Regions from separate parts of the Homo sapiens genome. Here regions 2 and 3 are each linked to region 1. Evidence: chromatin loops called from intact Hi-C (ENCODE). Cell type or tissue: mammary epithelial cell. All regions are shown on one strand. Region 1 has its middle 94 kb from the start of LINC02836. Region 2 has its middle 95 kb from the start of LINC02836. Region 3 has its middle 110 kb from the start of LINC02836.

Region 1 (8,000 bases):
CTAGCTTATCCTGTATTAATATTTTATATCTTTTTAAGGCTGTTTATGTAAAGTTATTAATGTCCTGGTATGAAATAAAACATTGAGCATTCTTTGATTTCCTCCTTTTCCTTGCTCAGTTGACTTACTACCCTTATTTTTATTATGCTCTAATAATTCTTTACATTATTTACACTCTCTTGACATTTGTATTAGGTTTTATAACTAGGTTTTGAGTTTGTTCTTTTTATTAATTTCTAAGTCAGCTGGTGTATATTTTCACTTCAAAATATCAGAAAAGATAAATGATTTCTGGTCTTTGTTTATCTTTGTATGTCCAAGAATAGGTCTTTCTGTTGTTTATATACATTAGAAATAATAGGAATGAGTAGAGAATTTGAGGACTTTTTGTTGCAGGGGATGACGGGAATGATACCTGGAAAATATCCCTTTTCTGGGAAACAAGATTTTGTTCATCTCCCTACATGTGGCTTGTAGGATTTTTCTTTCCCATTAAAATTCAAAGGTTGGCCAAGTTAAGTCATTTCATTAATTTTACCTCATACTTGATAAACTTTTGAAATCTAAAGATCTGAATCTCCCTTTGGTTGAGGTCAAAGGTTTTCTGTAGTTTATGTTAGCTTTTTGTACGTTTGCTTTATTTTCTTCTGGAATTTCTAATATACATATCATTTCCTGGAACTGCTTTTCATGTCCCTTTTCTTTCATCTTATTAATCTTTGCATAATTGAGTTATAGGATAACCTTTTTGAACGTATCTTCTAATTTTTTCATTTTTCCCCTGCTGTTTGCAGTTTGTTGTTACTTCTGGGTTCCAAGCAACTTAAAGCCAGACTGTGTTTCAGATCTTTGTATTTCCAGTTCTTAGTGCAGTGCTTGGCACAGAGAACATGATGAATAAAAGTTTATTGAATTATATTGCAATAAAGTTGCTCAAATATAAATGGTAAAAAATTTATTAGGGAATAATTTTCAGTGACAACAATATGTATATCTTGGTGTAAAATGATTGATATAAACTATATTAGCTGTGAAGTCTTTTCAGAAATTATGGTATTGTATGTAAGAATTTTAGCTTAGAGCCTCCAATATTATTCTATAACTTTAAAATCAAGCCCAGCCCAGCCCCAATCCCCAGGCACACTATTGTAGTAGGGTAAAAAGACATGTAATAAAGTATTAAAATAATGACTGACATTTGCTGGGGCTTACTAAGGGTAAGGACCTAGCCAAGGGCTCTGCATACATAATCTCATTTAATCTTCTCTACGAATTTGTTAGGCCTTATACTTACTGATGAAGAAACTGAAGTTTAGAGGGTAATTTGCAAAAGGTCATATAGCTAGTAAGTAGCTGAGCTGGGATTTGAGCCCAAGCCTGATTAATTCCAAAGTCTGTGATTTAACTAATTGAACTGGACTGGATGGCTTTTCCTTTCCCCAGTCCTCCCAACGCTGAGGTTCAGTGACACTGTAATGTTTCTTGACTCCATATGCATACTGACTCTTCCTTCCTTCCTTCTCTCTTTTCTTTTCTTTCCTTTTTCTCTTTCCCCAGAACTCTGATTTGGCTTCACAGAATCTGAATCTTTAAGATTATAGACCATGAAAATGGGAGGCTTATCCTTGATCTAAAACTGGTCAAGTTTATGTCATCACCCTTTTCCTCATCCTATTTGCTTTTAAGCCACATAATTAAATGCCTGTTGTTTACAGTGGCCTCAAAGAAAGAGAAGTAGGGTATGGTCTTTAGCTGCACAGGGTTGTAGTCTGGTTGCACAGGACAGCATATGTACATAGAAAGAGCCCATTTCCCCACATAGCTGCTTTTAAAATAGCATCTGTGTTATATGTTGGTTTGATATTTCAAGATTCTCTTAAAGATTCTTAAGAGATGAGGGAGGTTCTGATGTGAAATGGGTGTTCTCAATCAACCTTTACTCCAAGACCCTCAAAACCAAACCTTGCTCATTGCAAAGGAATTTAGACACCTGGATTGCCCACTCCAGGTGCTCCAAATCTGGGACCTGTGTGGGAATGATGGGGACTATGAGTGCTCTGCCTTGTGTTGGAGCACAGTGCCATGGAAGGAAGAGGATTGTGGTGACTCTTTTTTGACCTCTGTCTTATTTGTTGGTGACTGAGGCAAAAGCTACATTAAGGAGTGACAGTGATAGCAGAGATTATGAAACTAATAAACAGAAAGCAGTATGGTATATTAATTAAGGAACTGGGCTTTGGATTAAGAAAGCCCTAGCTCTGAATCCCTTCTCCACCAATTATTAGCTTTATGACCTTAGACAAGTTGCTTAAAACCCACTGAGCTTTATTATTCTCATATTTTACATCAAGTACTCAATAAGTAATAGCTAGTACTTTTAATAATAATTCACTGGGTGTAATGGACTTTGTTTTTCTACCTAGTGTCCATTTTTCCTTTTTTTTCTTTAAATAACATGATGATTTTCTCACCTCTCCCTCAATGTAATTTCCAAAGTTCTGAATCCTCCTCTCAGCAAGGGGTGAACATATGGCTAGAGCTGCCAACCAGTCTCTCTTTGCGGACTTGGAATCTTGAATGAATTGATACTCTGAAGAGATTGTCCATCGATTCCTGCCACCTGGACCTTTAGAGCTGCCTCAATTGCTGTCTTCCTTTAAACTTGATCATTTGACCACCTCCTGTTCTTCTTCTGCATCTAACATCTTCTTCTGCAAAAAGCTGAGCAGAGTAGGTTTTGTTTACAACTAAAGGAACCTACCTACTACATCTGGTCAACCTTCTCATGCCCACGTGGTTGATTTCTTTATCTTTGATTTACTCCAAGAAACCCATTCGATCGGTTATTCTGGTCCTAAACATTCCTCTTGAAAGTAATACAGTAGTCATCCTAGGCATCTCCTATATTGCCTAACATTTCATCATGAAGTGTATCCATTTTCTCCAAAGCATTTCTGTGCATATCTAAAGCCCATGTCATCTGTGGTAACCTCATGTATACCTGAGAATAATGCATCTTTCTTCCCCATGGTGTGGTGCACCTATGTGGCTGCTGTGTCTGTTTTCTAGACCCAACATGCCCAGATTTTTCATCTGCTCTCACAGAGTTTCATCTCCAAATCTTTTATTATATTGGATTCCCTCCTCTGAACTCTTTCCAGTTAGCTAGAAAGTACACCCTATCCAGTAATATCATATTATCCCAGACAGCACAGAGGTCACATCCTGTCCAGAAGGTAACTGTGTAGTCCCCAGGGCATGACATTTGTTCTTCATACCTGAGGTAGCTGTGAATGTTCTGGGTCTCCTGCCCAGGCATACTCAGAGCATGCCACAAGTGGGAAGGGGTTAGCAGACAGGTATCCACGTGTTCCAGGGAAGAGTCATTGCCTATTCTGAGCAGTGCTAATCAGTTCAATTTCTCTTTGTGTCTACTTTGAACTGCAGCCTTCTTTCAAACATAAGCACACCAAAGTGAGTGATAATTAACAATTATTCAGAGCTCATGATGTGCCAGGCACTGCACCAAATGCTTAATGTTTATGAACTCGTTTCATTCTTACCATATCCCTTTACACTAGGTTATTACCTTCACTTTACAAGTGAAGAAACAGTTATACTGGGTCTAGATTACATGGCTAGGAAATGAAGTAGCAGAAATTTGGATCCTGGATTTGACTGTGAAGCCCATGTCTTTAAATATAACATTGAATTGTTTAAACATTCAAGAGGAATGGACTAGAAAATGTTAGACAAAAATTAGAAAGGGCATGTGCATTTTTTTTAAAAGATAGAGTCTTATAATTCATGCAGCATGGCATAATGATTTCCTGGTTAAAAAAGAGTGAGAAATAACTTATGTATATTTCCTTTCCTAGAGATTAAAAATGAGTATTGCATATTGAGGGTTCTAAGAAATCCTGATATGAAGAAAGCTATTTAAGGCCACATTTTTTTTCTCTCTCTCTCTCACACACTCTCTCTCTTTTTTTTTTACAATTAGGACAGCTTTAATTTCTTTGTTTTGCTTTACTGCTTAGCTCGAATGCCCAGTACATTTTCCAGAACCTCTGATTCTAGGGGAAAGACATTTAGTTTTTAATTGTTAAATATCACATTGAGTAAAAGTTTTTTGTAAGTTTTCATTTATCAGGTGAAGAAAGTTTCTTTTTTTTTTTTCAGTTTGCTGAGAGTTTTTTTTTTTTTTTTTAAATACTTTAAGTTCTGGGATTCTTGTGTGGAATGTGCAGGTTAGTTACATGGTATACACGTGCTATGGTGGTATGCTGCACCCATCAACCGCTCATCTACATTAGGTATTTCTCCTAATGCTATCCCTCCCCTAGCTCCCCACCCCCTGACAGGCCCAGGTGTGTGATGTTCCCTTCCCTGTGTCCAAGTGTTCTCATTGTTCAATTCCCAACTATGAGTGAGAACATGTGGTGTTTGGTTTTCTGTTCCTGTGTTAGTTTGCTGAGAATGATGGTTTCCAGCTTCACCCATGTCCCTGCAAAGGACGTGAACTCATCCTTTTTTATGGCTGCATAGTATTCCATGATGTATATGTGTGAGGCCACATTCTCTAAATTTATTTTAACAGAGGAGACCTCTTTCTCACTGAGAGTACAAAAATATACCGTAGACTTAACTACTTGTTAGAATACTACACTGAATTATACATATAACACCTCACATCTTCATAATGACCTTGTAATAAATACATTATTATTTCAATTTTTCAGATGAGGGAACTGACTGTCAGAAATATTTACCTCTCCAAAGGCTGTGTATGAGTAAGTTGCTCATTAGGGATTTTATTCCAGTTCTATAAGATTCTAATGTCTTTGCTTTGCTTGCATGCTTAAAATATTTATTTCCCCTATCTAAGACCTCAAATGAAGAAAATTCAGTTTTAAGAGTTATTATTGCCTCAACTTTTTGGATGTCTTGGACATGTGAAAGCAGCATGCTGAGGAGAAAAGAGCACCTGCTTGGTGTCAGGAAATCTTAGGCTGGATGGAAACCTCTGCTACTGACAGCTAAGGTTGCCTGTGAAAGTTGCTTAATCTCTCTGAGCCTATTTTCTTTCCTATGAAATGGATATTCATAATATGAGCAGCTTATTAACTGCTTTCCCCAGCATATATATTCAACTCCATATTTCATTCTAATAAAGTGGACAAAACAAATGGCTTTATTTGTAGCTCAAAAGACAGCACCTTAGATCAGATCATGGTTTTCCTGATTTCATAACATTTTAGAGATAGCCAAAAAATACTAATATGCTTTTCCATATTTTTGTTTGATTTATTTATTTATTCATTTATTTATTTGAAATGGAGTCTCGCTCTGTCGCCCAGGCTGGAGTGCAGTAGCATGATCTCTGCTCACTGCAACCTCTGTCTCCCAGGTTCAAGTGATTCTCCTGCCTCAGCCTCTTGAGCAGCTGGAACTACAGGCACGCTCTACCATGCCCGGCTAATTTTTGTATTTTTAGTAGAGACAGAGTTTCATGATGTTTGCCAGGCTGGTCTTGAACTCTTGACCTCAGGTGATCTGCCCACCTCGGTTTTATCAAAATATCTTATTTAAGAGGCCAGGTGCATTGGCTCACACCTGTAATCTCAGCACTTTGGGAGGCCGAGGCAGGAGGATCACTTGAGTCCAGGAGTTTGAGACCAGCCTGGGCAACACAATGAGACACTGTCTTTACATAAAATGATTTTTAAAAAATTAGCTGGGTGTGGTGGTTCACACCTGTTGTCCCAGTAGGAGGCTGAAGCAGGAGGATCTCTTGAGCCTGAAAAGTCGTGGCTGCAGTGAGCCCCATCGTGTCATTGTACTCCAGCCTGGGTGACAGAGCAAGACCCTCTGTCAATAGCTCAACAAATAAATAAATAAATAAATAAACACACAAACGAATGAATAAATATATTATTTAGGATCTTCTTTTTATTTTATGTACTTTAGATACAGAAAATTGATCTATTTTAAGTGTATGTTTCATTAAATGTTGACAAATATATACAATCACGTAACCACCATTGCAGTCAGGTTACAGAACATTCCTATCACCCCAGAATGTTCTCTCCTGAACTTCTGCACTCATAGCCCTCCCCAGAGCCCTGGCTCCCGGAAACCACTGACCTGCCCTTGTCACTTTGATACATTTTGTCACTGTTTCACCTTTTCTAGGATGTTATCTAAAAGGGATCAGACAGTATGTAGTCTTCTGTGTCTGACTTCTTTCGTTTAGCATAATGCTTTTGAGATTCATCTGTGTTGTTTTGTGTTTCAGTAGTTCGTTTCATTTTGCTGCTATGATTTATCCATTAGCCAATTAATGGAAATTTAGATTGCTTTTAGTTTTTGCCTTCCATGATACTTAGTATGTGTCTTTTTGTGAACATACATTTTTATTTATTTTGGGTAGATACCTAGAGCAGAATTTCTGGGTCATAAAGTGAGTATGTGCTTAACATTCTAAGAAGCTGCTAAACTGTTTTCCAAAACAGTTTCTTCTATTTTTGCATTTGCATAAGTACAAATTATGAGAGTTCTTGTTCCACATTCTCACCTATTTGTCATTATCAATCTTTTAAATTTTTGATATTCTAATATATGTGTAGGTATCTCATTGTAGTTTTAATCTAAATTGCCATAGTAACTATGTTTAGTATCTTTTCATGTGCTTATTTGTCATAATATACCTTCTTTGATAAAGTATATATTCAATGTTTGTCCATTTAAAAATCAGTTTGATTGTCTTATTAATGTGTTGCAAGAGTTCCTTATGTATACTGGATAGTAAGACTATTTCATATATGTGTTTGCAAATACATTCTCCCAGCCTGTGACTTGTCTTTCCTTAAAAATGTATTTTGAAGATGATACAGATTTAATTGTAATGACATTTAATTTATCCACATTGTTTTCTTTTATGGCTTAAGCTTTTGGTGTCATATTTAAGAAATCTCTGACTGACCCAAGGTAACAATAATTTTCTTTTTTATTCTCTTCTAGAGGTTGTATAATTTTAGGGCTTATTTATTGTTCTAGGATATATTTATGTTTATGTGATAATTATGTTTATAATTAATTTTTGTAGGTGATATAAAATAAGGGTTGAGTTCATAGTTTTGAATATGGGTGTCTATTTTTTCCATTTGTTGGAAAGACTCCTCTTTCCTGATTGAGTTTTCTTGGCCCCTTGTTGAAAATCAGTTGACAACATATGTGTGGATGTCTATGGGCTTTCCATTGAGTTCCAGCAACCTATATGTCTATCCATACATTGTTAACTACATATTTTTTTAGATGTCCCATATCAGGTTGAGGAAGTTCTCTTTCATTCCGAAATTGCTGCAAGTTTCTATCAAATATTAAAAAATAAAATGTTTGTAATTATTTTTAATTTGGCATCTATTGAGATAACTATATACTATATCCTTTATTATAGTATGTTAATATGCTGAATTTACCGAGTCTCAAATATTAAGCTAACCTTGAGTTCTTGGGATGAACAATACTTAGTCATGGCATGTTACCTTAATATTCTGTGGGGTTTTTTTCTTATAATAATATTTATGTCTGGTATTAGTATCAGGGTAATACTGGTTTTATAGAAGAGTTGGAAAGGATGCCATCCTCTTCTATTTTCTGGACAAATTTGTATTCTCTTTCTTAGATTTTTAATTGAATTAACTGTTGAAGCTGGGCATAAAATTCTCTTCATGGGAAAATTTTTAAGCTAAAAATTCTATGTTCCTAGTAGATATAGGACTATTTAGATGATTTATTTCTATAATAGTTTGTGTCTTTCAACAGATTTTTCATTTATTCTGAAATGTTGAATTTGTGGGCATAAAGTGTTCCTAAGATTTCCAATAATATGTTTGATATCTGTAGGATCTGTAGTGACACCCTTTTTTTCATTTATGATATTGATACTTTGTCTTTTCTCTTTATTCTGATTTACTTGGCTAGATCAGAGGTTGACA
Region 2 (8,000 bases), 190 kb after region 1:
TATCCCTTATGGCAAAATGAATGTACACAATTTTTAATAAGTAGTCCAGTCCATCATATTGTCTGAATGTCTCCCAGGGTGAGGCCACTCAAGTTTGTAGACTTTCCTTCAATCTCGTCAGGTTCCAAAAGCAGGAGTGGTCTCGGCAAACACACAGCTTCACCCTTTCAGGCATCTGGAATCACTGAGCTAAGAGATAAGGCCATCTCTTGCTCTGAGGCTATTTAGAGTTGATAATGTAATATTGGATGCCCCTCCATTTATAACCTATTTATTCATTTCTTTACCCTCAGCTATTATTCTTCCTTTTCTCCACTTTTTACCCAAATTTTTCCATCTTTGGGAGAGACACTAGGTTCAGCCACTATGCTGGTCCAGGTTGCTGGTAGCAGTACTAGTCTAGTGAGTGCTGCCCCTTAGTCCATTTCCACTCATTTACAGTAGGGTCACATACGTTCCCAACTAGTGAGCCTGGTTTTGTTTTGTTTGTTTTTTTAGACAGAGTTTTGCTCTGTCACCGTTACCCAGTCTGGAGTGCAGTGGCAGGATCACAGCTCACTGCAACCTCTGCCCCTGGGTTTGAATGATCATCCCACCTCAGTCGCCTGAGTAGCTGGGATTACAGGCACCTGCCACCATACCTGGCTAAATTTTTTTTGTGTTTTTGTACAGACAGGGTTTCACCATGTTGCCCAGGCTGGTCTTGAACTCCTGAGCTCAAGCATTCCACAGGCCTCAGCCTCCCAAAGTGCTGGGATTACACGCGTGAGCTGCCGCACCCAGCCTAGTGAGCCATTTTTATCACCAGGCAATACAGCTGTGTTGATTCTTATCCTGGTGCCTGAGTTCTTAATGGTAATTAACAGGACAAGTGAGCTGAAGTAAAATAATAATAAATGATATTTGTTGATAATATACTATGTGTCAAGTACTATAAATGCATTTTTTACCTAGAAAAATAGGTAATATTTTTCGCACTTTGCCGATGAATTAGCAATTTTTTAAAAAAAAATTTTATACCTCTCATAAGGTCAAGCAGCTAAAGGATGGAGCTGGGATTTGAACCCAGAACTATTTGCCTCTAAGACTGGTCTTTCTTCACTGAGTAGTATTGCCTCTCCAAATTACCAGTGTTGTAATTCTCAGTCATGTCATAGCATTTTATCTTTTCAAAACTATGTTTCGCAACCTTTGGTTGTGTGAAAATAAAATAGCAGAATTTTTAGTATTTAGATTTGAACCTACCCCAATATAGATAGAGAATATTTAAACAAGAATCACGGCCATGCGTGGTGGCTCATACCTGTAATCTCAGCACTTTGGGAGGCTGAGGTGGGAGGACCATTTGAGCCCAGGAGTTTGAGACCAGACTGGGCAACCTAGTGAGACCCTATCTCTACAAAATATTTAAAATTTAGCTGGATATGGTAGCCTGCACCTGTGGTCTCAGCTACCCAGGAAGCTGAGGTGCGAAGATAGCTTCAGCCACGGAGATGGAGGCTGCAGTGAGCCACGATGGCTGGTACCACTGAACTCCAGCCTGGGCAACAGAGCAAAACCCTGTCTCAAAAAAACAAGTATCACCTAATTGGGTACTTCTTTTCATAGTAAAATCCTTCTCACTTCATGGATTACAACAACCATTCAAAGCACACCTTCCTTTTGGGTACTCATGGCAAATCTGTTCTTTCTAAGAACATGTGTACACACTGCAACACATGTTTGGTATAAAAACATACCTTACAAAGTATGTGAATATGTCTTCTCTTTCCTTGCTGATTTACCAAGCTTTTTAAAAATAACATCACATGATTTTTTTTCATTCTAACTTTTCAGTATTCAACATAATTTTTGAAATTTTAATCTTAAAAAATAGCCTTAGTACAAGTGATAATGCCCATTTTTATGGTTTTCAGAATGTATACAGCCATATATTTTTTTTTTCAATTTTACTCTAAGTTCTGGGATACATGTGCTGAATGTGCAGGTTTGTTACATAGGTATACTTGCGCCATTGCAGTTTGCTGCACCTATCAACCTGTCATCTAGGCTTTAAGCCCCACATGCATTAGGTATTTGTTCTAATGCTCTCCCTCCCCTTGCTCCCCACCCCCAGACAGGCCCCCATGTGGGATGTTCCCCTCCCTGTGTCCATGTGTTCTCATTGTTCAACTTCCACTTATGAGTGAGAACATGCCATGGTTGGTTTTCTGTTTCTGTGTTAGTTTGCTGAGAATGATGGTTTCTAGCTTCATCCATGTCTCTGCAAAGGACATGAACTCATTCTTTTTTATGGCTGCCTAGTATTCCATGGTATATATGTGTCACATTTTCTTTATCCAGTCTATCACTGATGGGCATTTGGGTTGGTTTCAAGTCTCTGCTATTGTAAATAGTGCTGCAATAAACATATGTGTGCATGTGTCTTTATAGTAGAATGATTTATAATCCTTTAGGTATATACCCAGTAATGGGATTGCCGGGTCAAATGGTATTTCTGGTTCCAGATCCTTAAGGAATCACCACACTGTCTTCCACAATTGTACAACCATATATTTTGAGGATCTTCCATGTGCCAGGCTTGCTTTGGGGACTGGAGAGAAAGTGATTGATAGTGGAGACCCCTGTCCTGTGGAAACTTACAGAGGGGAAGTAGCCAAATAAATCATAACCATAGTACAGACCGATTAAGAATGTTATGTTAAGTAGAAAGTTAACTAAATTGGGGTATTAAGAGAGAATTACCCAAGGGATTTGTATCTAAGCCAAATCTTGAAGGATGGGTATATTTTGATAAGGCAGGTAGACAGGTAAGAATGACTCAAGCCCAGGTAGATATTAATTTGATACAGGTATGACACATGGGATGAATGGAAAAGGCTCTGCATTACTTGAAATATGTCTCCATCAAGTGTAAGTAATTTTCTCAGTTGCAGGTTTGGGGGCAAAACCTCAATATTCCAATGAGCCCAACACTCTTCACAGCCTTTTCTAGTTAAAAATGAGAAAATGATGGATTTAATAAGGATAGAGTGGGGTACAGAGATAGTTAAATAGCTAATGTAGTAGGATATTTCCTGGAGTCAAATTCCTATGGTCAGATGCATCAGAGCAGCATGCATACAGCATCATCAAGCAGCAGTCTCATTTCTGAATTCTGACAGCTTTTGGGAATTGGCAGATTATTATTTTTATACTTTTTTTTTTTTTTTGAGATGGAGTCTCACTCTATCACCCAGGCTGGAGTGCAGTGGCATGATCTCGGCTCACTGCAACCTCCGTCTCCCGGGTTCAAGGGACTCTCCCACCTCAGCCTCCCGAGTAGCTGGGACTACAGGTGCACACAACCCCCTTGCCTGGCTAATTTTTGTATTTTTAATAGAGACAACATTTCACCATGTTGGTCAGGCTGGTCTCAAACTCCTGATCTCAGGTGATCTGCTGGCCTTGGCCTCCCAAAGTGCTGGGATTACAGATGTGAGCCACCGAGCCTAGCTGGATTGATGGATTTTGAACTTCCATTATATTCTTCTCTCTTATGTGTTTGCATGGTATTTAATTTGCCCACCCATTTTTTTATTGAGAACATGTCCTTGAATCACTTGTTTTTTAAGGAAATTTTTTTCTGCAATGCACTGACATTTTAACAAAGGAGTTACAGAAATAGAGTGCTCAAATGTGACAATTTATTAATTCAAAATTTTCAACTTTGCATAATGGTGTAATATTCTCTTTTCTCATAACTCCCTGCAGTGTGTCCAAATAGTTCAGATTAATATCAACTCATCAATGAGCTATAATACAATGTTCCTTCTGCCACATTTAACATTGCCAAATGTGGAGATACTGTCTTTCACAATTAAGAGAAAATATAACATAATGTAGTAAAGTGGTGAGAGTTTTTTTTTAATTCCAAAAGTATGTTGCCACTATTTTCTAAAGTAGATTATTGAAAAGGGTGGGGGTGTAAAGGCTTTTAGAGAAACAATTCAGATAATCCGCTTAAAGTCTAAGTCTCATTCAGTTGTCTGGAAGCCAAGTATTTCTTACTTGGAAACTCCGATGACAGAGTGTGCAAGTTGGGACTTGGATTACTTCTTTTCACTTTAACTCTAGGCTTTCCCTGGAAGAACTGGTCTGTGATCCATCTACAGCACCACTCCCTCGCCTTTATGCAGTGTCAGTTCAGTTCAGTCATTGCAGTTCTTCAGAAAAACCCTTTGGGGGTGAATATTTTTGAGAGTTGGAAAGATGTTATCCCCTACTTTACTGTAGTCCAAAACAGTATCTTGGTAATCACCTATGTTGTTCTGGAGAGAATATATTGCTATGGATACTAATTGAACTATTATCTGATGCAATTTGGATAGGACCTTTCTTTGTTGGATTTTTATCCTTAAAAATCCTCTTCAAATCCTTCTCACTCCATATTTCAGCCAGTGTGTCTAAATTGAAAACTGTGACCAAGAAACTAAGATCTGTAAGTAAATAAGTCAGTTCATAATTGTGATTCTGTCACCAACTTGCTGAGAAACTATGTAGCACAATCAATTAAAATAATATTTAGAAAAGTCTTAGAGATTCAGAAATTTAAAAATGTAAAAAGAGTTATATGCTTAAATAATTCTGCATTATCAACCCCAGTATAAATGATTAATAAACTTGTTATTCAAGATATTTTGAACCCAATGATCAATAAGGAAGATTATAAGAAAATCCGAAGCATTGTTAATAACTACAGTCCTAGTAGATATATTATGGGGGATAATAATTTCTTAGCTTTCAGAAAGATCCTGTGCCATGATTACAGCAATTAAGTATGAACACAGTGACCAAGTGAGTTCCTGTCAGGGGCTGCCAAAGGATAAAATTCACTCACACTTGTGAAATTTAAGCACATTATTGATGATGGTAATCAATTTCACATTTCAGTTAAACCCAGTAAATGATGACAATGAACTAAGAAGCATTATCCTATTAAATGAATTTTGTATTTTCTCTTTTTTTGTTTTAAGAGACAGGGTGCCTGTCACCCAGGCTGGGCCTGTGGTGGCAGGATCATAGCTCACTGTGACCTGGAACTCCTGGCCTCAAGTAATCCTCCTGCCCCAGCCTCCCAAGTAGGTAGGACTACAAGATGCACATCACCATGCATGACTAATTTCTTTTATTTTTTATAGAGATGGGGTCTCGCTCTGTTGCCCAGGCTGGTCTTGAACTCCTGGCCTCAAGCAATCCTCCCACCTTAGCCTCCCAAAGCACTGGGATTACAGGTGTGAGCCACTGTACCTAGACTTATTTTCTCTACTGTAAAAGGCATTTGCTGGAAGTTGGCCTTCAGATATGAAAATATAATAATGGTGACAAAAATAATTTATAATAAGAGTAATAACTGTATTAGTTGCTATTATGGCTATGCCTAATATTTTATATCATTTAATTCTCAAAGTAATTTCATGTGGCCATATGATGAAGATCTATCACCATAACGATATTTTATTCATATGTATTTATTAAAAACAATTTTATAACCACAGAATGGCTAAAAGTCCAAGGACGTATTTAATTGACATTTTAGTTGAGTTGCATTTTGAGTTCTGTTTTCTCCTCCTAACTTAATACAGGAACATTCAGTAAGCTGTCAAATTAATTCCAAACCAAGTAGCGAAGTTGTTTATTTTTTTAACGTCAAGCTGGTTGTGGTAAAAAGTGAACAAAACTAATTGAAACTCCATATGAACAGTTAAAATTAATTTTATTTGTAGTACAAAAGTGAAGTGCATAGCACACATTGCTCTCCAGATCATAAATATTGGCAAAGTTCCTTCAGCAATTCCAAGGAAATACATTGGCTTCAGGAGAAACTAACCATCATGAACATCTTAACGGATAATATTTCCCATGCTAATATTTTCTATCTAAACTGTATTGTCACTACTAAGTAAGGGACAAAGGAAACTGCCACAGGGTTCAATCAAGACTTAGCAAATACTGGCCAGGAATGGTGGCTCACCCCTGTAATCCCAGCACTTTGGGAGGCCAAGGTGGGTGGATCACTTGAGGTTAGGAGTTCGAGACCAGCCTGGCCAACATGGTGAAACCCCCATCTCTACTAAAAATACAAAAACTATCCAAACATGGTAGCGCTTACCTGTAATCCCAATTACTCAGGAGGCTGAGGCAGAAGAAGCACTTGAGCCCAGGAGGCGGAGGTTGCAGTGAGCCAAGATCACGCCACTGCACTGCAGCCTGGGCAACAAGGAGCGAAACTCTGTCTCAAAAAAAAAAAAAAAAAAAGACTTAGCAAATATAAAATTTAAATGCTTTGTATTTGACTGGGAATATTTTATTTCATCTAATATATTTCTGCAATATCATAATTCAGGTAACATATTTGGGTGAACATTATGGAAATCAAAGTAGTTGACATAATACCCAGAGAAAACCATGGATGGCCATCATGTTTTTTTTTAAAAAAAAGCTAGTTGGCCAGGCATGGTGGCTCCCGCCTGTAATCCTAGCACTTTGGGGAGGCCGAGGCAGGCAGATCACGAGGTCAGGAGTTCAAGACCAGCCTGGCCAACATGGTGAAACCCCGTCTCTACTAAAAATACTAAAATTACCCAGGAGTGGTGGTGCGCGCCTGCAGTCCCAGCTACTCGGCAGGCTGAGGCAGAAAAATCACTTGAACCCGGGAGGCAGAGGTTGCAGTGAGCCGAGATCGCACCACTGCACTCCAGCCTGGGCAACAGAGTGAGACTCCATCTCAAAAAGAAAAAAAGAAAAAAGAAAAGCTAGTATATTATTTGCATACAAATCCTGTGGCAGCCAGGCACAATGATATACAGTGATGTGTGAAATTATACATTTCCTGAAATTCCACATCTTCTATGAATTCTTTTATATTCGTTAATTAGAAGAGGTGACAAGCAAACTAAGAACTATAATTTCCTCTAAATTCCTTTCTTCCCTTAGTATATATGTCATGACACACTTTCTTCATATATAGTTCCACAATGTTGGGCCTGTTAGTTACACAAAGAAAAATAGTTAATCTGAGTCATTTTTAGCCTCTAAGGCTATAAATATGTAAGAAAAAAAGCATCTCGTGTTTTTGACTCTGCTTTTCCCTATGTGCATTCACGTTGATGATGATGATGGTGAGGAAGATGGTTAAAATGTATGAGTAAAAGGATGATGAGAATAAGGTACATATTCCAAGTGCTTTTTGCTGAAAACCATAAGCTATGGGCAAAACAAATAAGTGTTTTTAAGTGAAGTTGTGACAGGCTTTCCTTGACTGGCCCCTCCCCCTGCCCCCGGAGGAGTTCCACCTCCAAGAGGCCATGTGATGGAATCAGATGGTCACTTCTTTAGAGTCCGTGCACTTAGTTATTTGACTTTGGGCAAGTCATTTAACCTTCATGAGACTCAAGGTCCTTGTGATAAACAAGAACCACCTTACAGGATTGATATGAGGCCAAGAACCATCATTAGGCAGATAAATAAAATAATGTTTATAACATTCTTGGTACTGAGTCCGGCACATGATCAGCCTCCATTAAATGAAACCTACCGTTTTGGAGAATTAGGAAATTTATATGTAAAACCATAGAAGATGACATATGATTCAGAGTTAGATTCTGACGACATCTACATTCGATTGTGTTTGCCTTATGCCAACTCATGTTTTTAATAAGCATTATCTCATTCTTTACACTGACACCCTGCTGTGTATTTATTAAGTGGATCACACAGATAATGAGTAAAACCAAAGTGCAAATGCTGGGCCCTGTGTCACCATCCTCTGCTAACTTGCCCCAGAGAGCTTTCACATCTGACTGAAATCTAAAGTCTTTATATTTCTTTTCCTCATGGATGATTTGGCATTATTCTTTAACATTGTCTTGCTCTTCAAGATCCTACCACTAATTCACCATAGGTAAACACAAACTTACACTTTGAAATCCAACAGTTGCATTTTTCTAACATCATCATTA
Region 3 (8,000 bases), 210 kb after region 1:
ATTTTTAGAGCTATTTAAGAAATTGGATAGACTGTCATTAACTGAAAGGAGGTAAGAAATGATTGTCATACCTCTTCTTTTAAGAAAGAGCCCATCTTTCTTGCTTTCAGTTATATCAGTTTAAAATTTTATTTATTTTGTTCATTCATTCCTTATAGCTTGTGGTGAATCTAATATTAAGTTAGCATCGTATCAGGCCAAATTTAATTATAAACATTTCTGACACTTTCCCAAAGCTTTTGTACTATTTTTGAAATAGTTTTTTTTTTTTTTCTAGTGGTGGCAGTTAAGATAGAATTTAACGGAGTACAGACAAATTTCAAAGCAAGAAAATTACAAGTCAGAAAACAGACTTCTACTAGAATGTTAGCCAAATTTGGACAGATTGTAGTAAGAGTCACCAGAGATAACAGTTGAACGTAGTGAAGAGAATACAGGTGATGACAAGGGTTCTGTTTGGATTGGGGGAAAACTTGTCGTAGGTGATCCCGAGAGTTAAACTGGATATAAACCACATGAGTCAAGCATCAGGTTCCCTTGTAACAAAGAAAGCCCTTGATCTGGAGAAGAACACATGCCCTCCTAAGGGACTGGACTCCTACCACTCCTCCCAGGCAGGGCTGGTAGGAGAAAGTCCTATGTGAGGTGGAGGCCATGGAGACAGGAACAGTTTCTCCTACAGTAGAAGACTGGAATTAGCAACATCTACCACACCTCCTCAGTTTCACTCTGTGAGATTCTGACATACTCATCCAGAGTTTCTCTGTAAGTTATACTTTTGATTCAAGAATGAGTGAGATATGAAATATATGAGCTAAAATGATACATCCATACTGATCTTTCCTCCTTACTTAGAGTACAGCCATTGAGTCTCTGCCAGAAAGAAAACTTTTTTTCCTCCCATCATATCCCTCTGCTACAGAATAATTTTAGGAATTCTTTCAGAGCAAGTCATATATTGATAAACCCCCGGCCAATGGGACAGGTAAAACTATAGAACAACTAGCCCCAATGAGTCAGCAAAATAGATAATAACATCACAGTCATTGAGTCATGACTCAGCATCTCCATGTCAGCATCTGTGTTTACACATTTGTGGGCCTTTCATCACCTACCTATCACGGGCACTGGTTTGGGATGCGAAGACCCCTCTTTCTGCTACTCAGTCAGTTGTCTTTTTATTCATTCCAAATGACTGCCCTGAAACAGAGGATGCAATGATGACCAGGGTATTGCAGGGTCTGTCTTAGTGTCTCAACTCTTACTCCAAACCTACTCAAAATGCCCTCTCCTTTCTGACATCTAGGGGCCAGGAATTTTGCACAGAAGCAGAAAAAAGAAACTTTATTTCTGGATCTCTGTCTCCTCTAGCCTCCCCTTACCAAACTTGTGAAATTACTTAAAAGGTTTACTGAAGGCAGGTCTCTGGACCACGCACAAAGAATCAAACAATTTATTACACACTTCATGATCTGAGTGGTGCATAAAGGAGTGCTGCATAAAACTTACATTCTCAAGCCCTACTTGGAGGTCTCAGGAACACTGAAACAGTGAAACTTGGAATAAAACAATTTTCCACTATATCTTTAGTTTTATCTTCCATTCAATATTATAAATGTACGAGGAAGAGAACTAACTAGATTTGAATGTAACTAGATGGAGCCGGGCACAATGACTCACACCTGTAATCCCAGCACTTTGGGAGACTGAGGCAGGCAGATCACTTGAGGTCAGGAGTTCGAGACCAGCCTGGCCAACATGGTGAGACCCCGTATCTACTAAAAATACAAAAAATTAACTGGGCGTGGTGGCGGGCGCCTGTAATCCCAGCTGCTCGGCAGGCTGAGGCAGGAGAATTGCTTGAACCCAGGAGGTGGAGGTTGCAGTGAGCCAAGGTCACACCACTGCACTCCAGCCTGGGCGAAGAAAAAAAGTAACTAGATGGAATTTTAGCCAATTTAAATAAAAGATCATACAAGGCCTGGCGTGGTGGCTCACCCCTGTAATCCCAGCACTTTGGGGGGCCGAGGCAGGCAGATCACCTGAGGTCAGGAGTTTGAGACCAGCCTGGCCAACATGGTGAAACCCTGTTTCTACTAAAAATGCCAAAAATTAGCCAGGCGTGGTGGCAAGTGCCTGTAATCCTAGCTACTCGGGAGGCTGAGACAGGAGAATCACTTGAACCCAGGAGGCGGAGGTTGCAGTGAGCCAAGATTACGCCATTGCACTCCAGCCTGGGCAACAAGAGTGAAACTCTGTCTCAAAAAAAAAATAAATCATACAAATGTAGAGATGTCATATATGGAGATGTGGCAGAAAAATGTAGCTCTGTAATTTTGTCTGAAATTAATATCGTTTTACTCATAACCCTAGCCACTGTGTGTTTAAAAATTAACTAAATTTGCATTCTGATTTAATATTGATATTATTTGCAAAATTTTTAAAAGTCGGGTAATAGTACCTCATTTTGATAAAAATGCTTGAGCTCTCAGGGCCCCTTGCCCCTTAGCAGGGAGTCCAAATATATGGAGGGAGATGTGTTGTTTATGTGTCCTTGTAACATTAGGGAAAAAGGACATCCTATTCTCATGCTGGGCCTTTGGTGAATGCTGCTTTTGGTGAATGCTCGTAGTATCTGCTGTTTTGCAGAGCTGCCTGTTATCATCTGGAAGCTGTTCATCCTGATGGCCCCATCCTTAGCCTGCTGCTGGAGTAACTTGAGATCTGAGATTCTCAGCTTCCATACAGCCTGCTAGAATGCCCTGGGCTATTGTCCCTCACTTGTCCCTTACCCCCTCTAATAAACCTGTTGGCTCAGCAGTTCACCCCTGCCTGTCTGGACTAGAGCTCCATATTCCATCTCAGTATGTTCTATCCAGTTCTATTCAACCTGCTAATGAAGTCATCAGCCAAAATTTATTTTCAAGTATTACCTTTTTAATTTCTAGAAGTTCTGCCTCAAAAAAAATTCTGCCTTTTCTCTGTTCATATTTTCAATTTCCAACTTATCTTTTTTTTAACATTAAGTATAACTTCTATTTAGCATTGATAAATCAAGCTGGTTGAGTCTTTCGGAGTCTGTGACTATTGTCCGCTCTTTGAAATTCTCCTTTATGTTGCTTTGTGTGTGTGATTTGTGACTATAAGTGGCTCATTTCTCTTAAAACCTTTTCTGCAAAAATTATTTGAGACCTGAATTGAACTTCCATTCCTCTATAGTGGATTCATGTCTACTTCTGCTAGTTACCTGGAAGTGCTACCAAATAAAAATTATTTAATTCAATTCTCAGCTTGAAGGCATGAATTCTAACAGGTCATCTTTCATGGGACTTTAATATGATTATGCATTTTCAGTGAAGATCTTTTTCCCTTCTTTTCAAAACCAAAAGTTATGAAGCAAGTTATTTTGTAGCTTTCCTGAACAGTGGATTTTATTTCTCATTCAGCAGCTTTTCATAGAGGATGCAACCACTTGAGATTCTCCTAACTTTATACAAGGATTCCTCACCTTGGCAGAGGTCTGAGGTTTATCTTTCATTCCCTGAACCTCAAGCAACAACCAAGGTTTCCAGGTTTAATCAGAATTCCCCAGTTTAAGAGCCTCCAGCATCTGGTTACCTCCCAGGGTTGCTAGTTTCCCTTCTTTTATGTGCTTAGTGAATTCCTTACTTTTGTGCCAGCTCAATGCAGCATTTTTATTCTGTCCAATATTTTGTTTTAGTCAGGAGAGCCACCTAGGGTACTACTCCAGCATACTACGGGAAACATAACCAGTCCCTTTTCTACCATAAATAAGAATAAACATTTACATGGTTGAGATATTGAATCCTCGGGCTTTGACACCAGTCAATTTCAGGTTAGAATTTCAGTTATTTGACCTACTACTGTACGGCCATAGGCAAGTTAGATGTTTGTTCATCCATTTGTTTGTTTAATTGTGTCCACAGTGAGGGTGCTACTCTGCTAGGTAGAAAGCCTCGGCCTAGAAGGTGGTTGTCTCTGAATAAAGGGTTTGAGATGACCTCCTGGGTTTGAGGGATCCATGGAGGCGCATAGTGTGACCCAGAAGGGAACATGCCCCACTCCCCTGTTTGGCTGCAGTAAATTTCTTAAACTTTTTTTAAACTCTCCTTTCTTCATTTGTTGAATTGAAATAATAATACCTTACCTCTCAGGTTGATACAAGGATTAAAGAGATCATATTTGTAAAGTACTTTGCAGACTCCCTGGCATATATCCAGTGATTATTAGCGATTTGATTATTAGTGTTATTTTATACATTTTCTCCATGTTCTTAAATTTTTTGTAAACAGAAATTTTACTCAACTAATTAAATATTTATTTAATGACAACCATGTTTAAGCTTCTAGAGTTAAAATAGTGAGCAAGACAAAGCCCCTGCCCTTTGATATTTATGTTCTAATAAAAAAGACAGGTAATAAGCCAGTAAGTAAATAAATATAATATATTATTGTCTTGACCCAGCAATCCCATTACTGGGTATATAACCAAAGGAATATAAATTATTCTATTACGAAGATACATGCATGAATATGTTCATTGCAGCACTATTCACAATAGCAAAGACATGGAATCAACCCAAATGCCCATTAATGATAGACTGGATAAAGAAAATGTGGTACATATACACCATGGAATACTATGCAGCCATGAAAAGGAATGAGATCATGTCCTGTACAGGGACATGGATGGAGCTGGAAGCCATTATCCTCAGTAAACTGACGCAGGAACAGAAAACAAAACACCACATGTTCTCACTTATAAGTGGGAGCTGAACAATGAGAACACATGGACACAGGGAGGGGAACAACATATAATGGGGCCTGTCGGGGGGTCGGGTGGGGAGAGGAAGAGCATTAGGAGAAATAGCTAATGCATGCTGAGCTTAATATCTAGGTGATGGGTTGATAGGTGCAGCAAACCACCATGCACATGTTTACCTATGTAACTAAACTGCACATTCTACACATGTACCCCAGGACTTCAAATAAAAATAAAAATTAAAAAATATATATGTATATAATTTCAAGTACCAATAAATATCACCCCAAAAACACATAAATCAAAGTAGGATATGGAAAATGATTGGATATGGTATAGATGCAATATTATTTTAAATAATATGATCAGATAAGGCCTCTCTGAGGAGGAAATAGTTAAGAAAAGTTTCTGAGTAAAGTGAGGGAATAAGACATACAGATATCAGAGAAGAAAAACCTCCCAGACAGAGACAACTACAAGTACAAAGACCTTGAACTCGAGATGCACTTGCCCTAGTGGAAATGTCAGGAAGGCAAAGATGGCTGGAGCAGAGGGGGAGGAAATGAGTTGGAGAGACTGGGAGGGGCCAGACCATGTATGGTCTTGGGATCCACCGTGTGGAGTATGGCTTTTATTCCAAGTATAATGGAATTGTCATTGGGACATTTTATACAGGGGAATGACATGATCTGATTCATATTTTAATAAGACCATCCTGGATAATGTATGAGGAGCAAACAATAAGACAAGAGCAAATGAGTCTAATGGGAAAAGCCAGTTGGGAGGCATCTTGCTGACTCAGTAACAGACAAGAGACATGGGGTTTGGGACAGGGTGGTAGTTGCAGAGATGCTAAAAGGGTACATGATTTGAAAGTAATGCTCACAAAGTTTGGTGCTAGATTTGGATGTGGAATGATGTAAAGGAGCCCAGGATAATGAATATCTAACATTTTGGGCAGAATGAGACAGGGATAAACGAGATGGGGAAGAATGGGGGAGCACTGAACTTGGTAAGTGAGGAAATCAAGTCTGGTTTTGTACAGATTGAATTTGATATGTCTATTAGTGAAAATGTTGAATAGGACATTGGTTACCCATGATTCTAGAGCTCTGAGGAGCTGTAGATAACATCTGGGTCAGTAGCATATGGACGGTTTTTATTTTGTATTTTTTAGTTATTTTTTTACCTGCTAATAAACATTTTAATTTTTTTTAACACTTTAAAATTTTTTGTGGGTACATAAGTGTATATATTTATGGAGTACATGAGAAGTTTTGATACAGGCATGCAATGTGAAATAAGCACATCATGGAGAATGGGGTATCCATCCCCTCAAGCATTTATCCTTTGAGTTACAAACAATCCAATTACACTCTTTAAGTTATTTTTAAATGTATTATTGTTATTATTGACTATAGTTACCCTATTGTGCTATTAAACAGTAAATCTTATTCATTCTTTCTATTTTTTTTTTTTGGTACCCATTTCCCCGCCTCCCTCACAGCCCCCAAAATACCCTTCCCAGCCTCTGGTAACCATTCTACTCTCCATGTCCATGAGTTCAATTGTTTTGACTTTTAGATCCCACAAATAAGTGAGAACATGTGATGTTTGTCTTTCTGTGCCTGGCTTATTTCACTTAACGTAATGATCTCCAGTTCTACCCCATGTTGTTGCAAATGACTGGATCTCAATCTTTCTTATGACTGAATAGTACTCCATTGTGTATGTGTACCATCTTTATCCATTCATCTGTTGATGGACACTTAGGTTGCTTTCAAATCTTAGCTGTAGTAAACAGTGCTGCAACAAACATAGGCCAGCAGATATCTCTTTGATATACTGATTTCCTTTTTTGTGTCTATATACCCAGCAGTGGGATTGCTGGATCATATGGTAGCTAAATTTCTAGTTTTTTGAGGAACCTCCAGACTATTCTCAATAGTGGCTGTACTAATTTACATTCCCATCAACAATGTACGAGGGTTCCCTTTTCTCCACATCATTGCCAGCATTTGTTTATCACCTGTCTTTTGGATATATGCTATTTTAACCAGGGTGAGGGAATAGCTCATTGTAGTATTGATTTGAATTTCTCTGATGATCAATGATGTTGAGCACCTTTTCACATATATGGATGGTTTTTAAATAATGAAACAGGATGAGATTACCTAATGAACGCATGAATGTAGGTACAGAGGCAGAGTTCAAAGGATTGAACCCTGGCTGCTCTGCCATTCAGATACTTAGAAACCAAGCATGAGAGTCCAATGAGTATAGAGGAAGATATGAAAACAGATATCCAAGAAGCCAATTGAAGAAAATATGTTTTACAGAAGATTTTGTGGTCAACTGCTTCAAATGCTGCTAAGAAGTCTCTAAGATGAGGGTTAAAACTGACCACTGCATTTGACAAAATGAACATTATTGATAGGAATGAAGACATGATGGAAGTAGGTTGATGTGAGAGATTTAATACTGACAACTTTTTGGAGGAGTTTTATTATAAAGGAGAAGGAAGTAATGGAGTGGGTAACTGTCTCCTGTCTTCTGGTGTTGCCAGCTGTCTTTGGCATTCCTTGGCTTGTGGCAGCATAAAACTCCATTCTCTAGCTCCATCTTCACATGGTCCTCTTCCTTGTGTCTATGTTTCCTGTATCTTTCTTCTATTCTTATAAGTGCACCAGTTATTGAATTTAGGGTCCACCCTAATTTAGACTTCATCTTCACTCATTATATCTGCAAAGACCCTATTTCCAAATTAGGTCATATTCTGAGGCTCTGAGTAGACGTGGATTTGGGGGAGATACTCTTCAATTCACTTTAAGAATTGAGGGCATATGCAAAGAAGTGATTACCTCAATGAACCATAGAGTCTAATAAGAAAAGAGATATAGGACATGTAATGGGATGGAGAATGGTCACTGAAAAATGGTAAGGCACATAGATTGGCGTACCCTAAATGGAGTAATGGTACTACAGTAAGTGAGCTGGAAAAGCAGTTGGTGGACAGAGAGTGGGAAGCCAGAAATGTTGGAGGCAGTGCATTAATTGATTATGTAAATTCTAGGGTAAAATCACTGAAGAGGCTGGAAATGGGGTTGTAAAGGAAATGAGCATCAGAACTGAGCTTAGGTTGGGTACGGTGGTTCATGCATAATCCCACACATTGAGAGGCCAAGGAGGGTAGATTGCTTGAGCCCAAGAGTTCAAGA

Evidence for each region. Hi-C counts contacts between places; a loop is a spot of excess contacts. Peaks named below come from ENCODE experiments on the same cell type or tissue, not always from the same donor. Only the 100,000 strongest peaks of a DNase experiment are listed, where the experiment ranks them.
Region 2: a loop joins it to region 1, with 12 times the contacts of the local background. A loop is called at or near these places in 2 of 110 quality-filtered maps.
Region 3: a loop joins it to region 1, with 5 times the contacts of the local background. A loop is called at or near these places in 2 of 110 quality-filtered maps.

The regions. Positions count from the first base shown.
Region 1 is chr6:105,722,420-105,730,419 of GRCh38, reverse strand. No RefSeq gene overlaps it. Among named protein-coding and RNA genes, the nearest start is that of LINC02836, 94 kb to the right of the region's middle. In mammary epithelial cell, no CTCF peak of the experiment used is centred here; a DNase peak (open chromatin) is centred at 3,039; H3K27ac peaks cover 2,240 bases.
Region 2 is chr6:105,533,251-105,541,250 of GRCh38, reverse strand. No RefSeq gene overlaps it. Among named protein-coding and RNA genes, the nearest start is that of LINC02836, 95 kb to the left of the region's middle. In mammary epithelial cell, a CTCF peak has its summit at 4,162; a DNase peak (open chromatin) is centred at 4,130; H3K27ac peaks cover 1,966 bases.
Region 3 is chr6:105,515,894-105,523,893 of GRCh38, reverse strand. No RefSeq gene overlaps it. Among named protein-coding and RNA genes, the nearest start is that of LINC02836, 110 kb to the left of the region's middle. RefSeq lists an enhancer at 820-2,019. In mammary epithelial cell, a CTCF peak has its summit at 3,742; a DNase peak (open chromatin) is centred at 1,043; H3K27ac peaks cover 942 bases.